Regions from separate parts of the Homo sapiens genome. Here region 2 is linked to region 1. A link is an interaction called in ENCODE POLR2A ChIA-PET data of the cell type or tissue named here. Cell type or tissue: Caco-2. All regions are shown on one strand.

Region 1 (8,000 bases):
TGGTCCCTGGACAGGGCCAGTGGCTCATGCCTATAATCCTAACACTTCGGGAGGCTAAGGGAGGAGGATTGCTTGAGTCTAGGTGTTTGAGACCAGCGTGGGCAACATAGTGAGACCTTGTCTCTTAAAAAATACAAAAATTAGCTGGGCATGGTGGCACTTGCTTGTAGTCCTAGATACTCTGGAGGCTGAGGTGGGAGGATTGCTTAAGCCTGGGAGATTGAGGCTGCAGTGAGCTGTGATCACACCACTGCCCTCCAGCCTGTGTGACAGAGCAAGAGCCCTATCTCAAAAAAAAAAAAAAAAGATTCCAAGGTGGATGACAAAATTGGACAGTGTGCCTGGATTGGTGATCACAGCATTGTTGGGGATAATGATAAAATGAAAAAGGACCCTCTATGGCTACTGGGAGTGTCAGCCCCTTATTTCACCCACACATGACATAGCAATGGGCACGTGGCCAGCACTCAGTGGATATTTACTGAACTCATATCTATCGATCTTTTCAATAGACATTGAGAAAAAATGTCCACATCTGTACAACATCTGCAAAGATGGAGGTAGATGATTGATAATTCATCATGGACAGAGGACAACTAAATGATAGATTGAGTTTAACGTTTAGTTTGTTAGACAGATGGCTAAGGGGTGATGCTGTTATCAGAGTAAAAGATCAAAGCCACTGAGGAATGATAGATTGATAAATAACTTATTGAAGCTTGATAAAGGGGTAGGAAGAGAAATAAATTGTGGTCAATAGATCCATGGTCAGGTTCAAATAAATAGGTAGATAGGTAAACAGAAATGTAGCGATAGAGCAAGAGAGACAGACAAGAGGGTGAGAGAGATACTGCGGTAGACACAATAATGCCCATCCCTAAAGATGTCTGCGCTGCACTCCCCAGAGCCTGTGAATACGTTCCCCGACATGGCAGAAGGCACTTTGCAGATATGATTAAATTAAGGGCCTTGAGAGGGAGGGATTATCCTGGATTGTCTAGTGGGCCCCGTCTAATCGCATGTCCTATCACTGACCTCTCTTTCACTGTGCTGCAGCCTCCCCTGTGCTCTTTTCAGTTCTTGATCATGCCAAGCTCGTTCCTGCCTCAGGGCCTTTGTACTCGCTGTTGTCTTTGTCTGCTCCTTTTCGTCACTCAAATCTCACTCAGTTCGCCTCCTTGCTTCTAGATTTTTGTCCTGAAACCTTGAGTACACTCTGTTCCTGGGGACTGGGTTGGGGTAATGGGATGTCCAAGCTCCTTGCCTATGCTGGCTGGCACTGTCCCCAGCCCCAAGTCCTGCCCAAGGTTGTGGAATGGAGCAGTGTGCATGAGTCATCAAGCCACAGACACAGTCCCCTTGTTGGAGGGACCTGAGCAATTACGTTGTGGCTAACTCCAAGGGCTAATGGCTCAATTGAAAGGGAAGGTTAGGAATTTCCCCAAGTTCCTCAGACTCATATGGCACCAAGAGGGAACTGGAGAGTGGCGGAGCTGGGAATGGTCTGTGTGGAAGATGCTGTGACCTCTCTGAGCACTGTCATGTCCCTAGCCTGAGCTGAGCCAGGCTGTGAAGAAGTAGATGGCACATCCCAGTCTCACAGGGGCCCATCACCCTTCGAGCATTCCTTTATTTACCCCACATCTAAGGAGCCCCTATTCTGTACCAGGCATCATGCTGCCCTAGCACAGGTTAGGCCTGCCCTGAAGGAGCCTTCAGTCTAGCCAGGGAGATAGGCTGGCCAGCAAAACTTACAGGTCTGCTGAATAAGTGTCCAGAACTGGGGACACACAGAGGGGGAGCCCGAGCAGGTGATGGGGCTCGAAGGCAGTGAGAGACCAGCTGGAGGGATGAGAGAAGGGCACACTGGGCAGCAGGAGCAGCCTGGCTGGGTCAGGTTCCTGGGCTGCTGTAACAAAGTGCCACAGGCAGGGTGGCTTACAGCAGCAGACACTTATTCCCGCTGTTCCGGAAAATAGACATCCCAAATTGAGGTGCTGCTAAAGCCATGCTCCCTCCAAGGCCTTTAGTGGGGGATCCTGCCTTGCCTCTTCCAGCTTCTGGCAGCCCCCGGCATTCCTTGCCTTTCGGATGCATAACTCTGGTCTCTGCCTTCATTTTCACCTGGCTGTCTTCCCTATAGTGTCTTGCTCTGTGGTCCAGGCTCAACTCCGCTGGCATGACCATGGCTTACTGCAGCTTCGACCTTCTGGGCTCAAGTTGATCCTCCTGCCTCAGTCTCCCAAAGAGCTGGGACTACAGGCACAGGCCACCATGCCCAGCTAATTTTTAAAAATTTTTTTGTGGAGACCGGGTCTGGCTATATTGCCCAGGCTGGTGATGAACTCCTGGGCTCAAGCAATCCTCGTGCCTCAGCCTCCCAAAGTGCTGGGATTATAGGTGTGAGCCACTGCACTTGGCCCTGTTTTTAAAAAAGTAAAAATAAAAATAAAAATGTTTTATTGCTGCATAATAGTTGTACCTATTTTGGGGGTACGGGTTATATTTGGACACATGTATACAATGTATAAAACCAAATCAAGATAGTTGGGATACCCATCACCTCAACAACTTTCCCTCTTCTAAGGACACCAGCCATACCAGAGTGGGGCCCACTCTAATGACCTTATTTTAACACTATTAAATCTGCAAAGACCCTGTTTCCAAATACAGTCACCTTTACAGGTACAGGAGGTTAGGATTTCAATGTATATTTTTGTTTTGTTTTGTTTTTGGTTTTTTTTTTGAGACGGAGTTTTGCTCTTGTTGCCCAGGCTGGAGCACAATGGCACGATCTCGGCTCATCGCAACCTCTGCCTCCTGGGTTCAAGCGATTCTCCTGCCTCAGCCACCCGATGAGCTGGGATTACAGGCATGCGCCAGCACGCCCAGCTAATTTTGTATTTTTAGTAGAGACGGGGTTTCTCCATGTTGGTCAGGCTGGTTTCGAACTCCCAACCTCAGGTGATCCACCTGCCTTGGCCTCCCAAAGTGCTGGGATTATAGGCGTGAGTCACCGTGCCCAGCCCAATGTATATCTTTGTTGTGCATGGCATGGAGACACAATTCAACCATAAGCATGGGCAAAGGCTTGGAAGGGTATGGAGCTCAGGGCAGAGCTCTCCACCGTTTGCCACCTCATTACCCACAGCCTTTTTACACATTTCCCCTGGTGACTCACCAGTCCTTACACCTGCCCGGCATGCTCGCACCTCCAGACTCTTGCTCCCATAGCCCCCGTGTCTGTCTCAACTGCTTTCTTTCTCAATTACCAGGCCCACCTCTTCAGGGAGCTCTCTCTGACTTGGAAGTGCCAGTCCCTTCCTCTGTTTTTTTTTTCTTTTTTCTTTTTTGAGACAGGGTCTCTTTCTGTTACTCAGGCTGGAGTGCACTGGAGTGATCATGGCTCATTCCAGCCTCAACCTCCTGGGCGCAAGCAATCCTCCCGCCTCAGCCTCCCAAAGTGTTAAGATTACAGGTGCAAGCCACCACACCAGGCCTCTTTCTCTGATTTCTGAGACTTTCACAGTCTGAGGGTTCATTTAGTCTACAGTGCCCAGGTAGGCATCTTTTTACCTGCCCCCTTCAGCTTCCTCCCTTCTCCATGCCAAGCCCAGGATCAGGGAACAAGAGACCTTGAGTCCAGCCGGATGCCATGGCTCACGACTGTAATCCCAGCACCTTGGGAAGCTGAAGTGGGTGGATTGCTTGAGCTCAGTTCAAGCCCAAGAGACCTTGAGTCCAGCCTCTCAGCCATTTCCAAATTTCCTCTGCACCCTCCCTGCCCAAGTTTCTCACCTGTGCTTGGATGTCCCCATGACCAGGGCATCTGGGCCACACTGTGTCTCCCAGGAGCTCCCTCCCACTGCTTGGAGCCCCATGGAGTCCACTTGGCTTCCCAGTAACCATGGCTGCAGTGGAGCATGACCCACACCTGAGGCCATCTGAGGGACTTGCAAATGGCTCCCTAGCCCAGGGGTCTCTTTTACCCACCTGCCACATGCCAGAAATTCCACCATTAGCAAGTCTGACAGCATCCACCCCTGATAAGGACAGACGCCCCAAGGAGAGACTCTGCCGCGAGTCGCTGGGCCAGTACTTGCTGCCAAGAGCCTGACAGCCTGTTGCTTGGTGACATCTCACTCAAGTCCTTCAGGAAACTTGCACCCCAAAGGCAGGAGGGGGCTGAAGGAGATGGGGCTCCTCTGCAGAGCTTTGTCCAGAGGCAGCAGGCTGAGAGGTGGGGGGGGGAATCTAAGGCAGCCCAATGACCCCACCCTGCCCAGGGGAGAGGCTCTCAGGCCCCACAAGCTCAGCCTCTTCCTGTCTCCCCACACCCCCTTTATTCCTGCACCTCCCTGGCTGGAGAACCGCCCCCTGCACACACTCCCAGCGGCTGGGCAGTTAGTGACCTTTGGACTGGGAAAGCACTGGAGCCTCCTGGGCCCCACACCCTGGCTGGCATTCACCGGGAGCAGGGAGAGTCCCAGAACTGTCACTCTCAGGCAGGCCCAGTCCCTGGTGTCCTCAAGTAGCCAGTCCTGTTCTCCCCTTTCTTCCATGGGGAGGAGCTGGGCACAGGGAAGAGGGCTGGGCCAGTCCTGGCCGGAGGCACTGTGCTGCCACTTGCCCTCAGCCCCACAGGTGCCCCTGGAGTCTGTGCAGAGGCCCGGGGCAGAAGCCCTGGGGGTGCTCCTACTTTCCTGCCAGAGGGGCTGGAGGATAGGATGAGGAAGTGTGCTCAGTGCAAGACCCCGAGAGTCCCAACAAGACTCATTTAGGAGGGTGAGCTAGCCCTGTCTAATAAGGAACTATTTCAGGTTTGCAGTAATCAAGTCTAGCTTGAGGCTGTCCCAAATAGTCAGATAATGGAAGCCAAATGTCTGCAACCATGATTTGGCTCCTGGGCCTAGCTGTTCAGTGCAGACCCAGTGAGGGGCCTCAGCCCTGCACCCAGCTTCCAGGCCCCCACCTCTACCTCAAGATATCAGTGCAGGCCCAGTCCTAGTAGGTCCTCTGGCTAATGAAGCCTCCTGGAGCCCATAGCCCTACCAATTCCAGTTAGAGCCCACATAGCAGACAGAACAAGATGCTTTTTTTTTTTTTTTAAATGGAGTTTCCCTCTGTTTCCCAGGCTGGAGTGCCATGGTGCGATCTCGGCTCACTGCAACCTCCGCCTCCTGGGTTCAGGTGATTCTCCTGCCTCAGCCTCCCAAGTAGCTGGGATTACAGGTGCCTGCCACCACACCTGGCTAATTTTTTTTTTTTTTAGTAGAGACGAGGTTTCACTGTGTTGGCCAGGGTGGTTTCGAACTCCTGACCTCAAGTGATCCACCTGCCTCAGCCTCCCAAAGTGCTGGGATTACAGGCGTGAGCCACCGTGCCCAGCACAAGATGCTTTTCTTTTCTTTTCTTTTTCTTTTTTTCTTTTTTTAAGACTATGTCTCGCACTGTCACCCAGGCTGGAATGCAGTGGCACGATCTCGGCTCACTGCAACCTCTGCCTCCCAAGTTCAAGCGATTCTCCTGCCTCAGCCCCCAAAGTAGCTGGGATTACAAGCACATGCCACCACACCCGGCTAGTTTTTTGTATTTTTAGTAGAAAAGGGGTTTCACTCTGTTGGCCAGGCTTGTCTCACTCCTGACCTCGTGATCCGCCCGCCTCGGCTTCCCAAAGTGCTGCTGGGATTTCAGGCGTGAGCCACCGTGCCCAGCCTACAAGATGCTTTTTAAATTAAGGGCTTCATGAAGAATTTCGTGGTTCCCCAGAAAGTGTAAGGAATGTTTAGGGTTTGGCTAAGCCTGGCTTTGAACCTGATGCTAATAGGGGAGAAGGCATCTTTAGACCTGACCTGAATCCAAGTCAGGGGTCCAGTCAGTTGCCTGGCACAGCTGGGTTGGTCTCTTTTCTCAGAGACATCTATCGGCTGTGTTACTGAGGACAGCAAGTTGAGGGTTGCCCCCACCCCAGGAGCACAGCCCATCACTGGCCCTATTGGCCCTTCATAGGCGTGGTCCTCTGCTAAGGATGGTTAAATTCTGCCAAGCTCCCATCGTCCCCCCCGTCAAAGGGGAAGAGGGACATTATGCATGGTGCAGCATGGGGCTTGTGGTCCTCTGTCTGAACCTTGAGCATGGCACCCATGCTGGGTTGGGGAGGTACATACAGAGACACCCAGGGGCATCCTTGGAGAAGGGCTGTCTTTGCTCGGAAAGTAAATGCTCATTTCTGCTCTGTAGCAAAATCCTGCTATGTATCCAATTTCCTCCTCAAGCCCTCGACAGATTTTCCAAATGGTCTCGAGGGGTTCAGCATTCAGACTGTAGGTAGTCTGGGCTTTGCTGGGCTTAGGGACTGTGTCCTCATGATCCCTGGTCTGGGAACATGGTCTCCAAGCCTAGCAAACCCCAGACTTCTTAGTATTCTCTGGATGTCCCTATGCAGCACCAGGAAGAAAGAACAATTTCTCCCCCGACCCTACTCTAGACTTCTCTGCCAGTCTCATCCCTCCCTTGCTACCTGTGGGCTTCCTGAGCCCTCAACCCTCAAAGCCACAGTCTAACACAGTTAGAGTTAATGCCAACTGCACCTCATGGTAGCTGTGTGACCTTGGGCAAGGTACTTATCCTCTCTGGGCTCCATTTGCCTTCCCCATAAAATGAAAATGATGATAATCCTTAACTGAAAGAGTCATTGTGAGGATCAGATGAGATCATTGAAAGGCTGGCACGTCGTCAGTGCTTAATAAACAACAGGTGGTATGGTTATCATTGTCATCTGTGGATAACTGTCTTTAACCTGGACCTCCTTTTCTGCCCCTCTCCTCCATCTCCCTAAATCCAGACTTGTCACCTTCCTAAAGCCCCTGTGGCCAGAACTGGGGTGGCTGGTCAGGTCCTTCTCCCAGGCAGGCAGGAGGCAGGGAAGTGTGTCTGAGCAGCCTGCATCCCTGGTAGAAAAGATAAAACGGGTCTTCGGAAGCCGGGGTGCTCCCACTTTGGTCATCATTCATACTCCTAATTTAAGAGGATTTCAAGAATCAGCATTTCTGTGGTAGAAGCCAAAGCCAAAATACAGAGAGCGCGAGAGAGTCATTGAAGGCCACAAAGCAAGTCCAGGCCAGAGCAGGGTGAGAGTCTTGGTCAACCTAACATCCAGCGCTCCTCCCCATCTGACTCAACAGCTCTCATTTCTCTAGAAGCCTCATTCTGAAGCTTTCCTGTTCAGAGAAAGCAGCAAACAAAGCGCAGAGCCAGCCCCCTGGGCCTGGAGCCCTGAGCTCCCTGGGCAGACCCACAGGCTGACAGAGACGTTACCGGAGTTGATGATTCAACTTCCTGCCTTTTGAGAGCTCCCAGACCACAGAGGTTTTCCTGCATGGAGGAGGGGGCATCTCCTTGCAGAGGGCCAGCCCCAATGGGACAAGGCCCTACCACAAACCACAAGGACAAGGCAATGCCTGGAGGGGGCCCTGGGGGCCACACCTGAACCCTGGCCAGCTGGCTCCTGAAGCCTGGCCCTCTCTGGGTTAATGATTACTACCTAGGGTGACCAACTGTTCTGTCCTGGTTTGCCTGGGACTGTACTGGTTTTAGCACCAAAAAATCTAAAGCCTAGGAAACCCCCATTCCTGAGCAAACCAAACAGTTCGCCATTCATACCACCCGTATGGTAGGACAGGACTTACAGCCTCAGTGATTATGGGGAATCTGAGCCCCAGGATGGCACATTCTACAACAGAGAATTGGCCAACTGTGGCCTGAAGGCCAATTCTGGCCCACTACCCATTTTTGTATAGCCCATGAGCTAAGAATAGTTCTTACTTTTTTTTTTTTGAGACGGAGTCTCACTCTATTGCCCAGGTTGGAATGCAGTGGCACAATCTCGGCTCACTGCAGCCTCCGCCTCCCGGGTTCAAGCGATTCTTCTGCCTCAGCCTCCCGAGTAGCTGGGATTACAGGCATGGACCAAAATGCCTGGCTAATTTTTGTATTTTTAG
Region 2 (8,000 bases), 120 kb before region 1:
GTGACCTGTGATCATGCCACTGCACTCCAGCCTGGGTGAAAGAAAAAGACATTGTTGCTAAAAAAAAAAAAAAAAAAAAAAAAAAAAGAAAAAAAAAGAAATAGAAAAGGAAATGAAAATCATTGCCACATCATTTGAAGCTTACAAGTTGGAATGCTATATTAGTATTTCTTTTCTTTTTTCTTTTTTTTTTTTTTTGAGACGGAGTCTCGCTCTATCGCCCAGGCTGGAGTGCAGTGGCTCCAGGCTGACTGCAACCTCCACCTCCAGGGTTCAAGTGATTCTCCTGCCTCAGCCTCTCAAGTAGCTAGGATTACAGGCATGCACCACCACATCCTGCTGATTTTTGTATTTTTAGTAGAGATGGGGTTTCACCATGTTGGCCAGGCTGGTCTTGAACTCCCGAACTCAAGTGATCTGTCCGGCTTGGCCTCCTAAAGTGCTTGGATTACAGGCGTGAGCCACTGTGTCCTGCTATAGGTGTATTTCTACACTTACTTTTTTTTTTTTTTTTTTTTTTGAGATAGAGTTTCGCTCTTGTTGCCCAGGCTGGAGTGCAATGGCGTGATCTCCAGCTCACTGCAACCTCTGCCTCCTGGGTTCAAGCGATTCTCCTGCCTCAGCCTCCCGAGTAGCTGGGATTACAGGCATACACCACCACACTCAGCTAATCTTGTATTTTTAGTAGAAACAAGATTTTTCCTTTTTGGTCAGGCTGGTCTCGAACTCCCAACCTCAGGTGATCCGCCCCCCTCAGCCTCCCAAAGTGCTGGGATTACAGGCGTGAGCCACCTCCCCCAGCCTTCTACACTCATTTCGTTAAGTACTCACTTGGCTGAGCATAGTATTTCTACGCTCGCTCACTTTAAATACTCATCCCAACTCGGGGTTTCACTATGTTGGCCAGGCTGGTCTCGAACTCCTGACCTCAAGTGATCTGCCTGCCTTGGCCTCCTAAAGTGCTGAGATTACAGATATGAGCCACTGTGCCCAGCCCTCACCTTGGCCACTCTTAAAAATTTTCTACTATTTATATTTGTCATGGTTTTATCCTTCGTTTTCTTTTTCTTTTTTTTCTTTTTTTTTTTTTTGAGACAGAATGTTGCCCTGTTGCCTAGGCTGGAGTGCAGTGCCACGATCTTGGCTCACTGCAACCTCCGTCTCCCGGGTTCAAGCAATTCTCATACCTCAGCTTCCTGAGTAGATGGAACTACAGGTGCCTACCACCACACCCAGCTAATTGTTTTTTTTTGTTTGTTTGTTTGTTTGTTTGTTTTTTTGAGATGGAGTCTTGCTCTGTCGCCCAGGCTGGAGTGCAGTGGCGCGATCTTGGCTCACTGCAACCTCTGCCTCCCAGGTTCAAGCGATTCTCCTGCCTCAGCCTCCTGAGTAGCTGGGATTACAGGTGCACGCCACCATGCCCAGCTAATTTTTGTATTTTTAGTAGAGAAGGTGTTTTACCATGTTAGTCAGGCTGGTCTTGAACTCCTGACCTCGTGATCTGCCCGCCTCGGCCTCCCAAAGTGCTGGGATTACAGGGGTGAGCCACCGTGCCTGGCCTATTTTTGTATTTTTTCTTTTGTAGAGACGGGGTCTTCCCATGTTGCCCAGTCTGGTCTCAAACTCCTGGGTTCAAGTGATCCCCCCACCTCGGCCTCCCAAAGTGCTGGGATTACAGGCATGAGCCACTGCACCTGGCCTATTTTTGTATTTTTTTTGTAGAGATGGGGACTTCCCATGTTTCCCAGGTTGGTCTGAAACTCCTGGGTTCAAGTGATCCCCCCACCTTGGCCTCCCAAAGTGCTGGGATTACAGGTATGAGCCATCATGCCCAGTTCATCCTTCTTTTTTTTTTTTTTTTAAAGACAGGGTCTCACTATGTTGCCCAGGTTGGAATGCAGTGGTGTGATCATAGCTCACTGCTTGAATTCTTGGGCTCAAGCAATCCTCCAGCCTCAGCCTCCTGAGTAGCTGGGACTACAGTTTCTTGCTACCATACCCAGGTAATTTAAAAAATTTTTTGTACCGGGCATGGTGGCTCACATCTGTAATCCCAGCACTTTGGGACACCGAGGCGAGTGGATCTCGAGGTCAGGAGTTCAAGACCAGCCTGGCTAAGATGGTGAAACCCTGTCCCTACTAGAAATACAAAAAAATTAGCTGGGCTTGGTGGTGGGTGCCTGTAATCCCTGCTACTTGGGAGGCTGAGGCAGAGAATTGCTTGAACCCAGGAGGTGGAGGTTGCAGTGAGCCAAGATTGTGCCACTGCACTCCAGCCTGGGCGACAGAGTGAGACTTAGTCTCAAAAAAAAAAAATTTTTTTTTTAGAGATGGGATCTTGTTATGTTGCTCAGGCTGGTCTTTAACTCCTGGTCTCAGGTGATCCTCCTGCCTTCGCCTCCCAAACTGCAGGGATTACAGACATGAGCCACTGTGCTCAGCCTGGATATTTGTATTCTAGGACAGTTACTACACCCATTTCACCATAGCATTACCATGCTTTGCATCCCAAAGTTATTAGTGCATTGATTCTACAATCATACTCTGATGTCATATTTGCCTCTTTAGACTATTAGGTCCCTTATTTTCTCCCAATAGTACTTTTTGGGTATTTGTATTTTGTCATCTTATGTGTATTTTTTTTTTTTACAGGACCCCTGAGAACTAATGTGTATTTTTTATTTTTATTTTATTTTTTTGAGGCAGGGTCTCACTGTCACCAAGTGCATGCTATCACATCTGGCTAATTTTTGTATTTTTTATAGAAATGGGGTTTTTCCACGTTGCCAAGGCTGGTCACAAACTAAATATGTATTTTTTTTCTTTTTTTTTTGAGACGGAGTCTTGCTCTGTCACCCCGGCTGGAGTGCAGTGCAGTGGCACGATCTCGGCTCACTGCAACCTCTGCCTCCCAGGTTTGAGCGATTCTCCTGCCTCAGCCTCCTGAGTAGCTGGGATTATAGGCATGCACCACCATGCCCGGCTAATTTTGTATTTTTAGTAGAGATGGGGTTTCTCCATGTTGGTCAGGCTGGTCTCGAACTCCCGAACTCAGGTGATCTGCCCGCCTCGGCCTCCCAAAGTGCTGGGATTACAGGCGTGAGCCACTGCTCCCGGCCCTTAATGTGTGGTTTTATTTATTTATTTATTTATTTATTTATTTATTTATTTATTTTTTGGGATGGAGTCTCGCTCTGTCGCCCAGGCTGGAGTGCAGTGGCGCAATCTCGGCTCACTGCAAGCTCTGCCTCCTGGTTTCACGCCATTCTCCTGCCTCAGCCTCCCGAGCAGCTGGGACTACAGGCGTCCACTACCACGCCCGGCTAATTTTTCTGTATTTTTGGTAGAGACGGGGTTTCACCGTGTTAGTCAGGATGGTCTCGATCTCCTGACCTCGTGATCCGCCCGCCTCGGCCTCCCAAAGTGCTGGGATTACAGGCGTGAGCCACCACGCCCGGCCGGTTTTAAAAAGTAAATGAGCCAGGCATAGTGGCCTATGCCTGTAGCCCCCAGGTACTCAGGAGGTTGAGGTGGGAGGATTGCTTGAGTCCCCGAGATTGAGGTTGCAGTGAGCAGAGACGGCGCTCCCTGGGTGAGAGGGAGACTCTGTCAAAAAAATAAAAAGTGGCGGGGCGCGGTGGCTCACGCCTGTAATCCCAACACTTTGGGAGGCCAAGGAGGGCGGATTACGAGGTCAGGAGATCGAGACCATCCTGGCTAACATGGTGAAACCCCGTCGCTACTAAAAATATAAAAAATTAGCCAGGCGTGGTGGCAGGCTCCTGTAGTCCCAGCTACTCGGGAGGCTGAGGCAGGAGAATGGCGTGAACCTGGGAGGTGGAGCTTACAGTGAGAGGAGATCGCGCCAGTGCACTCCATCCTGGGCGACAGGCGAGACTCTGTCTCAAAAAAAAAAGTAAATGGTTTTGTGTAATTACTCATGTAAATCAGTTTTAAATATTAAATGCCATATAAGCTTTTTAAAATTTGCTTTTAAAATTTTTCTATAATAGCTTTTTTGAGATATAGTTGATATACCATAAAATCGACCTTTTAAAATTGTACATTAAGTGTTTTTAGTATAGTCACATTGTTGTGTAAACATCACCACTATCTAATTCCAGAACATGTGATCATCCCAAGAAGAAACCCAGTACCCATTAGCAATCATTCCCCATTTTTCCTTCCTTCAGTCTGACAACCACTAATATACTTACTCTATGGATTTATCTATCCAGGATATTTCATTTAAATGAGCCATCCATGTAGTTTAATGGAACAAGGCTTTAAGAAGTTACTTGTAATCTGAGATTCTGTTCCATTACATCCTTTGCACTGGTTTTCATGTTACTTGAGTAGATCACTTTTCTAATCTGCAGAGAGACTTTTCCTGTTTGGTATTGGTGCAATAAATAAATCTGCTGACGTGTGTATGTTTCCTTGTTCTTGACCTTTGCTCTTCACATGTCTTAATAGTGTGTTCATGGTGTTGTGTAACCTGTTTTCTGGGCTCAGGTATCTGTTTGCAGCTAAGTAACTTTTATTCTTAGTTGGGCATTTTTACTTCTACTTAAAATAACAATAAAAAAACAGTTAATTCTGTTTCTAATTACTCCTAGTTTGTTTTAAGGTTCCTAGAAACCACATTTTTTTTTTTTTTTTTTTTTTTTTTTTTTTTGAGGCAGAGTCTTGCTCTGTGGCCCAGGCTGTGGTGCAGTGGCTCGATCTCGGCTCAGTGCAACCTCTGCCTCCTGGGTTCAAGTGATTCCCCTGCCTCAGCCTCCTGGGTAGCTGGGATTACAGGTGTGCACCACCACACCCAGCTAATTTTTGTATTTTTAGTAGAGATGGGGTTTTGCCACGTTGGCCAGGCTGATCTTGAACTCCTGACCTCAGGTGATCCACCCGCCTCAGCCTCCCAAAGTCCTGGGATTACAGGTGTGAGCCATTGTGCCTGGCTGAAACCACAATTTTAAAGAAATATATATATTATTATCTTCCAAAGCAGAGTTTGTGTCTTCTTAGATTATCTCTCTTGGGACAAATTTTACAACAGCAAATTGGTACCATCCTTATGCAAAAAATCCTTTTTCTGTCAAGGCTTTTCACCATTCTTTAGCTCTCACCTACCAACAATCATCTTCAGTGAGGACTTTGCCACTTGATTCACAGTCTGTATCAGTGCCCTCCAGTCTTCCAGGTGATTACACTGCCTGTCAATGTGGACAGTGTACCCTCTAGCCTGGCTTCCAGTATCTGTCACCTCCATTTTTCTTTATCGTCCATGCCAGAGCCAGGCCTTGGAGTTTGCCACCACCCAACCCTGAACTTCTCTTGAATTCTTGAACCCCCTATATTCTCTTCCACTTTGCTGGCACAATTCTGGCACTCCTTTCACCTCTCTCACCCTTTTCTGTTTTTGGCTTAGAGACTTTTTCTACCCTATTTTCCCAATTCTGTTCTGTTGAGAAGCCTGCCTTTGATCACCGCTCCATCTCTGTATACTACCTTTCTTTACCTTTGTCCACTCAACTTGAACTTCTGATCAGATCCCTACAGCCCTCTCACTAGTACTCTCAAAATCCTGTTCCCCTTGTCCTTTTTCATTTCTATTCTGGATGTTCCTAATCTCTAGTCACTCCATGTTGAGCACTGCTGGTGGAGGGTGGAAGGTTGGAAATCAGCACAGATTGGCACTGCTGTGAATGTTTGAGTTTCAATTCCAACTGAGTCCTTGGCTTTTTTTGGCAGTCTTTTAACTTGATTCATTCCCCATAGTAGCTATTGTAATGCTTGCTCTGCTCCTCAAAAATTCTCTATACCCTTTCACTTTTGGAGTCAGATTCCCACCACCTCCACAAATTTTCTGGCCATCTTTCCTCCTAATCTTAGACAAGAGACATAGGCTGTCAGTCCAAGCTCCTCTTGGGACTTTGTCCCTTTTGGTTAATTCCTTTCTTCCCTATTACTTCTTCCATCCCACTATCTCCTTCTCTTTAGTTTATCATCATACTCAAGCCTCACCCTTTTTGAGAAGGAAATTTCACTTCCAGGCCTGGGGTGGCTCACGCCTGTAATCCCAGCACTTTTGGAGGCTGAGGCAGGCGAATCACTTGAGGTCAGGAGTTGGAGACCAGCCTGGCCAATACGGTGAAGCCCAGTCTCTACTAAAAATATAAAAATTAGTCAGGCATGGCAGTGCCTGCCTGTAATCCCAGCTACTCGAGAGGCTGAGGCAGAAGGATCGCTTGAACCTGGGAGGAGAAGCTTTCAGTGAGCTGAGATCGAGCCATTGCACTCTAGCCTGGGCGACAGAGCAAGACTCTGTCTCAAAAAAAAAAAAAAAAAAAACTCACTTCCCTTATCCCATTTCCAACATTTTTTTAAACGATTTTAGTTTTTTACCATTTGAAATTTTTTGAAATAGGAATCTCTCCTCACTGCCTCACCTATTAACCTCTTATCCCATTTACTGTCACCCTGGCTGGAGTGCAGTGGTGCGATCTCGGTTCATTACAATCTCTACCTCCGAGGCTCAAGCAATCGTCCCACCTCAGCCTCCTGAGTAGCTGGTACTGCAGGTGTGCACCACCATGCAGGAGTACAGTGGCACAATCTCCACTCACTGCAACCTCCACTTCTTGGGTTCAAGTAATTCTCCTGCCTCAGCCTCCTGAGTAGCTGGGATTACAGGGGCCCATGACCACACCCGGTTAATTTCTGTATTTTTAGTAGAGTTGGGGTTTCACCATGTTGGCCAGGCTGGTCTCAAACTTCTGACCTCAGATGATCCACCCACCTCAGCTTCCCAAAGTGTGTAACTCTTTGTAGTAAAGTTGCTGTAGGATTATCTACTCAGAGTTGGTGTTTAACAGTATTGGAGTTTAATGTATATTGGTGTTTAATGTTGACTACTAAATTCAAACTCTTTTTTTTCAGACCCTATCAGATTTGGATATGTCCTTCATATTTGATTGGATTTACAGTGGTTTCAGCAGTGTGCTACAGTTTTTAGGTAATGTTGGTCCTTTGTTCTCTACAGTTATCCCCTTTGGTCTTATTTATTTAATAGTGCTTATCTGTGTCAAGTCTCTTTATAGATAAGCCAGTAGTAAAGAATAGTTAAGAATATGGGCTTTGAAATCATACATAGATGTTCAATTACTCATTGTATCCCTTTTAAATTAAGTAATCTTTGGCAAATTACTTTTTTCACCTTAGCCTGAGTTTTCTTATCTGTAAAATGGCAGTAATAATTCCTACCTCTTAAGGTGTTGGGAATATTACTAACAGAACTATCTACCATTTATTAGCTAGTTTACCTATATGCTTTAATGCTTTATGTCATTTAATCCTTACAGGATTATTATTAAAATGCATGTTCCATAAAGTAGCTTGTACACCATAAATAGCAGTTTTTAATAAGCCAAATGAGACTTCTTTACCCAGCAGTTCTTTTTTTTTTTTTTTTTAATTTTATAGAGACGGAGTCTTGCTATGTTGCCCAGGCTGGTGTTTTGTTTGTTTGTTTGTTTCTGAGATGGAGTCTCGCTCTGTCGCCCAGGCTGGAGTGCAGTGGCGTGATCTCAGCTCACTGCAAACTCCACCTCCCAGGTTCAAGCGATTCTCCTGCCTCAACCTCCCGAGTAGCTGGTACTACAGGTGTGTGCCACCACACCAGCTAATTTTTGTATTTTTTGTAAAGATGGGGCTTTGCCATGTTGGCCAGGCTGGTCTTAAACTCCTGAGCTCGAGTGATCTGCCCACCTCAGCCTCCCAAAGTGCTAGGATTACAGGCATGAACCACTGTGCCCAGCCTTGCTACAGTTTTTTCTTTTTCTTTTTTTTTTTTTTTGAGACAGAGTCTCACTCTGTTGCCCAGGTTGGAGCGCAGTGGTGCGATCTCAGCTCACTGCAACCTTCGCCTCCTGGTTCAAGCAATTCTCCTGCCTCAGCCTCCCGAGTATCTGGGATTACAGGCATATACTATCATGCCTGGC

Evidence for each region. ChIA-PET counts read pairs that join two places held together with the same protein. Peaks named below come from ENCODE experiments on the same cell type or tissue, not always from the same donor. Only the 100,000 strongest peaks of a DNase experiment are listed, where the experiment ranks them.
Region 2: POLR2A ChIA-PET joins it to region 1 with 13 read pairs; 2 of 35 experiments call an interaction of 5 or more read pairs at or near these places.

The regions. Positions count from the first base shown.
Region 1 is chr5:134,502,828-134,510,827 of GRCh38, reverse strand. It overlaps LINC01843 (long intergenic non-protein coding RNA 1843), which reads right to left and starts at 4,276. Exons shown (of 2, transcript NR_105045.1): 1 at 3,994-4,276; 2 at 1,598-2,422. RefSeq lists enhancers at 1,079-1,752, 4,008-4,662, 7,021-7,360. In Caco-2, no CTCF peak of the experiment used is centred here; DNase peaks (open chromatin) are centred at 1,287, 4,037, 4,467 and 7,407; H3K4me3 peaks cover 1,153 bases.
Region 2 is chr5:134,622,977-134,630,976 of GRCh38, reverse strand. It overlaps SAR1B (secretion associated Ras related GTPase 1B), which reads left to right. Exons shown (of 7, transcript NM_016103.4): 2 at 6,940-7,015. The coding sequence starts at 6,958. Among named protein-coding and RNA genes, the nearest start is that of SAR1B, 5.9 kb to the left of the region's middle. RefSeq lists a cis regulatory region at 4,448-4,461 and an enhancer at 4,383-4,527. In Caco-2, no CTCF peak of the experiment used is centred here; no DNase peak of the experiment used is centred here.